3 separate regions of the Homo sapiens genome follow, and regions 1 and 2 are each linked to region 3. A link is a contact called in ENCODE Hi-C or POLR2A ChIA-PET data. All regions are on one chromosome and are shown on one strand. The core of a region is the stretch at or near the end of the contact, and the rest is flanking DNA. Distances in the headings are between cores, read along the strand shown. Region 1 overlaps MYLK2 (myosin light chain kinase 2). Region 2 overlaps NOL4L (nucleolar protein 4 like). Region 3 overlaps TM9SF4 (transmembrane 9 superfamily member 4).

Region 1 (2,700 bases), core at 50-2,549, 330 kb before region 3:
GAAAACCCCAGGCCAGGCTGGCCAGGCTAAGATGCAAGGGGACACCTCGAGGGGGATTGAGTTCCAGGCTGTTCCCTCAGAGAAATCCGAGGTGGGGCAGGCCCTCTGTCTCACAGCCAGGGAGGAGGACTGCTTCCAGATTTTGGGTAGGCCAGGGGCAGGTGGGGGCTGGGGCTGCCCTGGGGCCAGGGGGAGGGAAGGGGGCTGTCAGTCCCAAGTCTACCTATTCGGAGGTCTGAACTGCCCTGAGCCAAGCCTTACCCAGGCCCATTCATCTAAGGGTCACACAACTCCAGAAAGTATTCCTTTTTTAACGTATGTTTATTCATTTGTTTATTTGTTTTAAAAGATAGGGTCTTGCTACGTTGCCCAGGCTGGCTTCAAACTCCCAGCCTCAAGTGATCCTCCCACCTTGGCCTCCCGAGTAGCTGGGACTACAGGCGTGTACAACCATACCTGGCTTTCTTCAATCTTATTTTTTAAGATGTATTTTTATTTTTAAATTTAGTATTCCCTTTTGATAGATGGGGAAAGGAAGGCTCAGAAAAAGGAAAATGAAGTGCCCAAACATATCCAGTGAAGACAGGATTTGAACCTGTCAGGCCACCCAGACTCCAGAACCCACTTTTGAGTTTTTTCTACTTTGACTAAAATGAAGTTAAAAAAAAGAAAAATCAGGCAGATTATTGGAGCAACACAAACTCCCTGGGCAATGGAATTTGGAGTCAATCTGTAGAAGGGCTCAAATGCCAGGCTTAGTAGCTAAACTGTATAGTGGGGTGGGGTCGTGGGAGCTATAGAGGGCTCATGCGCTGAGGAGCACAGGTGCCTGTGTGTGGGAGCAGTGACCAAGGAAGCTGGGCATGTGCAATGGGGCAGGACTGTGGAGTGGCCTTCATTGATGATTAGACAAGCAGCCCGTGGCTTGTTCATGGGCTGCAGAGAGCACTGAGTGTGAGTGAGCTTGGCCAGCAGGTGAATAGGGAAAGGGCCTGGGCAGGGGTGCGGCAGGGCTGGGGGTGGGGTGAGATGGGGTCAGGAGAACCCAGAGTGTCCTGACACCCCCCTGCCTCCAGGCTGAAGTGCCCTGGGAGACCCGCCAGCCTGCCTGGTGAGCGGCACCGTGCCACCCAGACAGGGTGGGAGGACCTGGCGGCTGGGCGGCAGCCAGGAGCCCTGCCTCCGCCCCTAGCAGCCGCAGAGACCTCCGCCCCGCCCCGAAATCGCATCCTAGAGTGACAGGATCTGAACCACCTCCAAAGGCCGTTTGATTTATCACCAGCCCGGCTTCCCTGCCGCCTCTTGCTATTTATAAAGAGGTTTCCATTCCTGATGACCGCCTGCCGGCCTGCCAGCCTTCAGGGCGAGCGGTTCCCCACACTTGCCGCTAGGTGGCGCCCTCTCCCCACCAAACAGCACGGTCCCCGGTCCCGCCCCGCCATGGGTGGTCTGGCCAGATTGCGGTGTTATTAGGATGGAGGGTGGGCAGGTCCCACCACCTACCCCATTATTCAGACATAGCAACCCCACTGCCTGGCATTCCGCTTTATAGCTGCTGTGTTTGATTGTTTTTGGTGGAAATGCAGATAGCTTGGGATGGAGTCCTTGTGTCTTATAATGCAGAGGGTCCAAAAAGTCCAAGCTCCCATCCCGTTTGTTCTGCCAGGAGAAGCTGGTCCTCCCTGATAGGAGTGTTGTGTTGGTGGCAGAACTGATATTGGAAACTGGGCCCCATAGCCCCTATCCTGGAGCCAGGTGTCCCCCAGGTATCACTTGGTGAACTTAACTTCCCTAGATGGGGCCCAGGCCAGCAGGAGGGGTGGTGCCAAGGGGAATCCTCAGCAGCCCCTGGCACTGACCATGAGGGCTGTGCTCTGTCCCCCAGATGATTGCCCGCCACCTCCGGCCCCCTTCCCTCACCGCATGGTGGAGCTGAGGACCGGGAATGTCAGCAGTGAATTCAGTATGAACTCCAAGGAGGCGCTCGGAGGGTGAGATCTGGGACCCCAGCTGGGCACTCATGGACAGAGAGTACACCGGGCTCCTGTGGCTTCACATTTCCCCTGTGCAAGGCCCAGACACACACCCCGCTGAGACATGGCCACATGGACATGTTCACCTCTGTGTGGGACACACACTGTGTGCAGCTGTCACATGCTGATGTGCACTCAGTGTTGCTGTCACTTACTCAGACGCACCGTCAGCCATTCAGTGCTTCCGTAGGAAATACACAGCATTTTTCTGTCTGTCTCAGCTCCAGGCACCACACTGACCCCCTCATGGTGATTCCTGCTTTGTAAAAAGCCCTGACTCAGTCTTATACCTCTGCAGATCCTCCCTCTGCCTGAAGGTGCCCTCCCCCAGGGCCCAGGGCCTGCCTGCCCTAAACCTCTAAGGGTCGCATCCCAGGGCCATCCTCCCTACACGCCTGCTCTTCCTGTGCACGTGGTCTGTGTGGTTCAAAGAACCTGCTTCAGCCATTGTCCTGGCAGAACAGCTCACAGCTTCAGGAGGGAGTCAGGGCTGGCTGGGGTGAGTGCTCCCATCTCACCAAAGGGGATCCAGAGGCACCACTGGGTCTGGGACCAAGTTAGGATCAGAGCAAAGGATGCCACTGACCCCGGTGGGCTCTGGGGTCCCCTCACTTACAGCCTCTTCTCTTTCCAGTGGCAAGTTTGGGGCAGTCTGTACCTGCATGGA
Region 2 (2,700 bases), core at 94-2,593, 370 kb after region 3:
GCCTTGCAAGGCAGGGGAAACATGTTGTTCACTTTTTTGTTTTGTATGGTTGGTTTTTAAGTGAAATTTGAGATTTAAAAAAAGTTAAACGAAACAAAACAAGGCGCTTTGGGCAGCACCACGGACCCATACTGGCCTCTGGGACTAGCAACAACAGCTGCTGGACACTTTTCTGTGCCAGCAAAAGCTGGCGTCTTCAGGGACAGTCCACTCTTAGATGGCCCCCGCCCTAGCCCTCCAGCACGCCACCCCTGCTACCTTTGGGTTCCAGGCCATTGGAGTTAAAGTGCATCCTCTTCTGACACTCCGTACAGCTCATCAGGAACCGGGTCACGGCCTCTCTCGGGAGGAAGGCATAGGTCTCTGCGATCTGGAGGAGAGAAGAGCTTCGCTTGTTATATGGATCTGTGGGGAGGCAACTTGGCCATGGGGTCACCAAGGTCTGAGCTTTGGTGGCAGGTGCTTCGGCTCTTGCAAGGAAAGTCAGGGATTTGAGGAGCAAGGGACAGGTGTCCTGGATTCTCAGCTGTGGCAATGAGACAGTACTTTTGTGGAAAACCATTTGTTTTAAAAATCGCAATAAAGGAGGTTAAAAATTGAAAAAGCAAACCCTTTAAACATTATCTAGTCTTTAACCTATATTCTAATAAGTAACATTCCTCAGAACATTTTATTGCTGCTACAAAAAAATGGGCTTACAAACATTGCTCTAGCGTAGGGTGAGCAGTTCCCCTCTTAGAGATGGATAGACTGAGACCCACAGATAAATTCACTGCCCCAGGCCCATACACAGAACCAAAGGTCCTACAAGCCATCTCCTGTGATCACTGACAGGTCAAGAACCTTCTTAGGAAGAGCTGTGAAGGGCTAGTACCAGGCATCAGACTTTTCAAACTAGACAGGCTCTGCAGGACCCCCATGTTCCAGGCAACTATGGCTTGGAGAGGTGAGCTGACTCCCCAAGGTCACAAGGAATTTTCAAGGCAGTGCCAGACTAAACCCCATGTTCCAGGTCACACCACTCCACAGTTGCCTCCAGAAGGCCTCCCCTAGTTGAGGAGGAGGACAGGGATGCAGAGGGCTGGGGGAGAGACACAAAGAAGGGAGGGAACATGAAAAAAGGGCTGGGTGGGGGAGTGGGGAAGAAGTGGCTGTGGGCCTAGGTGTCCAGCCCTTTCCTCTTGCTCTGGGTTTTGGAAAAGCCACTGACCCTGATTTAGCTGTCTGGTGGGGCCAAAGAGTCCCTTCAGTCCCAGGTTCCCTGGGCTGAGACTGCCCAGTTACTGGTTTTCCATGTGCTTCCTGGAGCCTGGGTCCTCCCGCACCTCTCCACTAAGGGGCAGCATCACCCAAGCGTTCCGCTGTCCTCGCCGCAGCCCGCAGCCGGGCTGGGAAAGTTGGCCAAGGGTGAGGGGCTGCTCTGCGCTGCGCTTGGCCCCGCCTTCCCACAGCAACTGCAGGGGTTTGCTCCTTTAGAAATGCACGAATGTCCTTCTCCATCTCTGTGATGGCTGGAGGGTAGAGGTGGGCTAGGGCGGGGCTGGGGAGTGGAGTTGTGGGGGGATGCAGAAGGCTTGGGGTGTCCCAGGCTGTGGCTGGGCTCTTGGAGGACCAGCTCAGGCACAGCTTCCAGCTCAGCCCACTGGCAGAGTCCAGGGGCCACTCTTGCCAGCTGCAAATGCGAAGTTAATTTTGGTGACACAATTGTTATTTCTCAGCTGATTTGATGCTCTGTGGAGCAGGCAGGCTCCTTGATGAGTTATCTCCCTTCCAAATTCCCTGTCTGATTGCCTTCCTCTGGAGGTCAGGGACAAGGGCAAACCCCAGTGTCTCTGACTGGAGCAGCGGATGGGAGAGCAACATCAGGGATGCAGCTGGTCCTTGTCAGGTGTCAGGTCCGAGGGATGGGGCTTTTCTGCCATGCACACAGAGAGCTTCATCCCTAGCCCAGGCCAGGATAAATGTGGCCACCACTCTACCCCTGGAGAGGGAGCCATTCCTGTGCCCTCAGTAGGCCAGGCAGCAAGAAGGGCCCTGCCCATCCTGTGTGCAGCCCTCAGCAGAGCAGCCCAGGGCTGCCTGGAAGTCTGGGGGCACGTTCCTCTCAGGCCAGCTGGGTCTGGAGAGAGATGTCTGGCTGAAGGGTGGCAGCTGCAGGAGCAAGTGTGCAGGAGGGAAGGGCGTGTGCTAGGCAGAGCAGAGGGCTGTGGCTGACTTGGGCCGACAGATGCCCCTCGGCTCCCCTGAGACGTGGCACCCTAGGTCAGGCCTCAGGAGAGCTCAGTGGAGGGCCCGGGGGAGGGTTGCACAGTCAGCTGGGAGAAGAGGGCCAGGTCCCTACCATGAGGGCAGCCCTACTAAGCTACCCAAAGCTTGCCTGCTCACCTGCCAATGGGCAGAGAAATATTTTTTAAAGGGCTCAGGGGGTCCTCCTGGCCTGGCTGCTCTGCTGAGGGCTGCACACAGGATGGGCAGGGCCCTTCTTGCTGCCTGGCCAGCTGAGGGAATAGGAATGGCTCCCTCTCCAGGGGTAGAGTGGTGGCCACATTTATCCTGGCCTTGGCAGGGACCCCAGCAGTGTGCAAAGGCTGGCTGGCGTGCCACAGGGAGGGGAGTGCTGAGCACACACCTTCTGGCCCTGGGTCCCATTGATGGGTGGAAGGGGAGGATAGAAGGCTGACAGGTGAGAAGTCCTTGGAA
Region 3 (2,700 bases), core at 193-2,692:
TCTGGGGTCAGACTGCCTGCGTTTATACCTCTGCTGTACCTTCAGGAGGCTGGGTGACGTGGAGGTGGTGAGGGGTTGTCTTTAACATCGCCAGGCCTCAGTGTCCTCATTAAAAGGAATAATGGTAGACTTTCCTTCCAGACTTGCGTGAGGATTAGGTGAGACAAGGTACATAGGAACCCAGCATCTGCCACCCCAAGACTCAGAGCTTCACCATCCTTCTAGGCAGTTTGGGTTGGGGCCCAGACATACGTGTTTTGTTAAAGTTGTTTTTTAGGGTTTTTGTGTGTGTGTGAGACAGAGTCTTGCTCTATTACCCAGGCTGGAGTGCAGTGGCATGACTCGGCTCACTGCAACCTCTGCCTCCCGGGCTCAAGCAATCCATCTGTTTCAGCCTCCCAAGTAGCTGGGACCACAGGTGCGTACTACCACGCCTGGCTAATTTTTTGTAAAGACAGGGTTTCACCATGTTGCCCAGGCTGGTCTCAAACACCTGAGCTCAAGCGATTCTGGAGGTAATTTTTCTCCCCCTCAAAAAAAAAATTTTTTTACATATGTATATATTGGGTAGTTAACGTGTTCTTTTTTTCTTTTTTTTGAGACGGAATCTCGCTCTGTCGCGCAGGCTGGAGTGCAGTGGCACGATCTCTGCTCACTGCAACCTTTGCCTCCCGGGTTCAAGCAATTCTCCAGCCTCAGCCTCCCGAGTAGCTGAGACTACAGGCATGAGCCACCACACCGGCTATTTTTTGTATTTTTAGTAGAGACGGAGTTTCGCCATGTGGGCCAGGCTGGTCTCAAACTCCTGACCTCAGGTGATCCACCTACCTCGGCCTCCCAAAGTGCTGGGATTGCAGGCATGAGCCACCACGCCTGGCCAGAGTAGTTACCGTGTTCTCAGTGATGAGAGTACATCAGAGAACAAGGTAGACACACTCCTCCCAAGGAGCTCACAGTCTTTTGGGGATAGGCGGATATTGATCAGGTAGCCAAAATATGTAATTACGAACTGGGATGAGAGCAAGAAGGGGCAGTATTAGGGACCTGAGAGGGCATAGAACAGAGTCCTGCTCAGTCTGAGGGTCAGGGAATACTTTCTGGAAGGAATGATGCTTGAGCAGAGTCTGAAAGACAAGGAGGGCTTAAGAGCTTCTGGTCTGGGGGCCCCACCGGGACAGGTAGGGGAGGTCCCTGGATGCTGCTCCTCAACCCGGCCCCTCTTGCTCCAGACGGCAACTCTGTACCCTGGTGTGGTTTTTGGCATCTGCTTCGTATTGAATTGCTTCATTTGGGGAAAGCACTCATCAGGAGCGGTAAGTGCCTCCCCTACCCTTCCAGCCCCTCCCCAGCAAGCGAGGACCAGTTGCACTCAGCCCTACTCCCAAAAGCCACTTCCTGCCATTCCCTTCCCTTTTCTGAGTCCCCAGAGTTACGTTCCCAGCCATGAGGGCAGAGGGCCAGCTGGGGTTTCCCCAGCCCTGCCCTTGGTGTGTCATGCCCTGGCCCTGGCCTTCCTGTGAGATCTTTCAGTCAACTGACCCAAGCCCACTTCTCTAAAGGGAGGTTTCCACAGTCCAGCGGCCAACTGGGGAATTTCCCTTTGTCTTAACCAAGAGTGAGCTGCCCAGTGTGAGTTTATTAGGTCATTATCCCAAAGCAAGCCTGTCCTCCTCAGTGTCCCTGCCCCTCAGCACCAGCCCCTGCAGGTGGAGGAGAGAGGAAAGGAAGGATCAGGTTGTATTACCCTTAGAGCTGGGAATCCTGCCAGCCCCAGTCCAGTGTGTTACTAGCAGCTGTCCAAGACTCACTGAGGAGGATTTTGAACTCAGTTGTGGGGAGGGGGAGTGGGGTCTTGGTCAATTAGCAGGACTGCAGTTGAGATGTGGCAGGCATTTTGCTATCCTAGCCTTAGCACGTAGAGCCCTCTGCCCTCCACCTGGGGGTGGCGGTAAAGGTCCTTGCATGAGGCTTCACGTCCAGGCTTACAGAGGAGGGGTTTCTTTCCCAGCAACTTAGGAAGCCACCCTCAAGACACAGTCATGCCCTTCCTCTCACTTCACCTTTTTTATCCCTGTGTTCCTTCTCCCTTTGAGCATTTTCCTCCCAGTTACCAGCTGCTCATTATAAACATTCACTGTAGAAATTTTGGAAAGTGCAGAGAAGTTAAAGAAGAAATTTAAAATAACCCCAAATCTGCTCACCCAGAGATAAATACAATGTAGGTCTTTAATATATGTTGTCTTTTTTCCTTTTTATAGATATACTTACAAAAGAATTACATAATTTAAAATTTATAAAATAACAGCAAACATTTATATGATGCTTGCTTTGTAGTAATACTGTTCTAAACACTTTATATATATATTTCTTTTTATGTGATTCTTGTAAAAAGTAAGTGTAGAGAAGAGGATAAAGAAGAAAATGAAAAATCAGTTCTAATCCCCCATATCCCATCTAAGGAAGTATTGTTAGCTCTTTGGTATAGGCCTTTCCAGGCACAAATATAAATAGATACAGTTGTCCCTTGGTATTCATAGGGGATTGGTTCCAGGACCCCTGAAGATACCAAAATTCAAGGATGCTCGAGTCCCATATATAAAGTGGCATAGTGTTTACGTACACACATCCTGTATATTCTGACTCTTCTCTAGATTACTTAAAATACCTAATACAATGTAAATGCTATGTAAATAGTTGTTA

What was found. Hi-C counts contacts between places; a loop is a spot of excess contacts on that map. ChIA-PET counts read pairs that join two places held with the same protein, here RNA polymerase II (POLR2A). Pooled maps may share reads with other maps.
Region 1: a pooled map shows a loop between it and region 3 (2.4-fold over the local background). The contact joins two enhancer-like sites. A Hi-C loop is called at or near these places in 2 of 50 pooled maps.
Region 2: a loop to region 3 is called in a map of PC-9, with 8 times the contacts of the local background. The contact joins two enhancer-like sites. A Hi-C loop is called at or near these places in 1 of 168 maps with a recorded cell type or tissue (PC-9) and 4 of 50 pooled maps. POLR2A ChIA-PET finds 5 or more read pairs at or near these places in 1 of 52 experiments (naive thymus-derived CD4-positive, alpha-beta T cell).

The regions. Positions count from the first base shown.
Region 1 is chr20:31,821,592-31,824,291 of GRCh38, forward strand. It overlaps MYLK2 (myosin light chain kinase 2), which reads left to right. Exons shown (of 13, transcript NM_033118.4): 4 at 1-146; 5 at 1,886-1,991; 6 at 2,668-2,700. Among named protein-coding and RNA genes, the nearest start is that of MYLK2, 3.6 kb to the left of the region's middle. RefSeq lists enhancers at 1,120-1,179, 1,647-2,174, 2,175-2,700 and a silencer at 1,480-1,529. Within about 2 kb of position 1,300, at least 8 of the 41 ENCODE cell types and tissues checked have a DNase peak (open chromatin) inside an H3K27ac peak, as active enhancers do.
Region 2 is chr20:32,520,553-32,523,252 of GRCh38, forward strand. It overlaps NOL4L (nucleolar protein 4 like), which reads right to left. Exons shown (of 11, transcript NM_001256798.2): 3 at 259-370. Among named protein-coding and RNA genes, the nearest start is that of NOL4L-AS1, 39 kb to the right of the region's middle. Within about 2 kb of position 1,344, at least 5 of the 41 ENCODE cell types and tissues checked have a DNase peak (open chromatin) inside an H3K27ac peak, as active enhancers do.
Region 3 is chr20:32,153,874-32,156,573 of GRCh38, forward strand. It overlaps TM9SF4 (transmembrane 9 superfamily member 4), which reads left to right. Exons shown (of 18, transcript NM_014742.4): 13 at 1,230-1,313. Among named protein-coding and RNA genes, the nearest start is that of TM9SF4, 46 kb to the left of the region's middle. Within about 2 kb of position 1,443, at least 20 of the 41 ENCODE cell types and tissues checked have a DNase peak (open chromatin) inside an H3K27ac peak, as active enhancers do.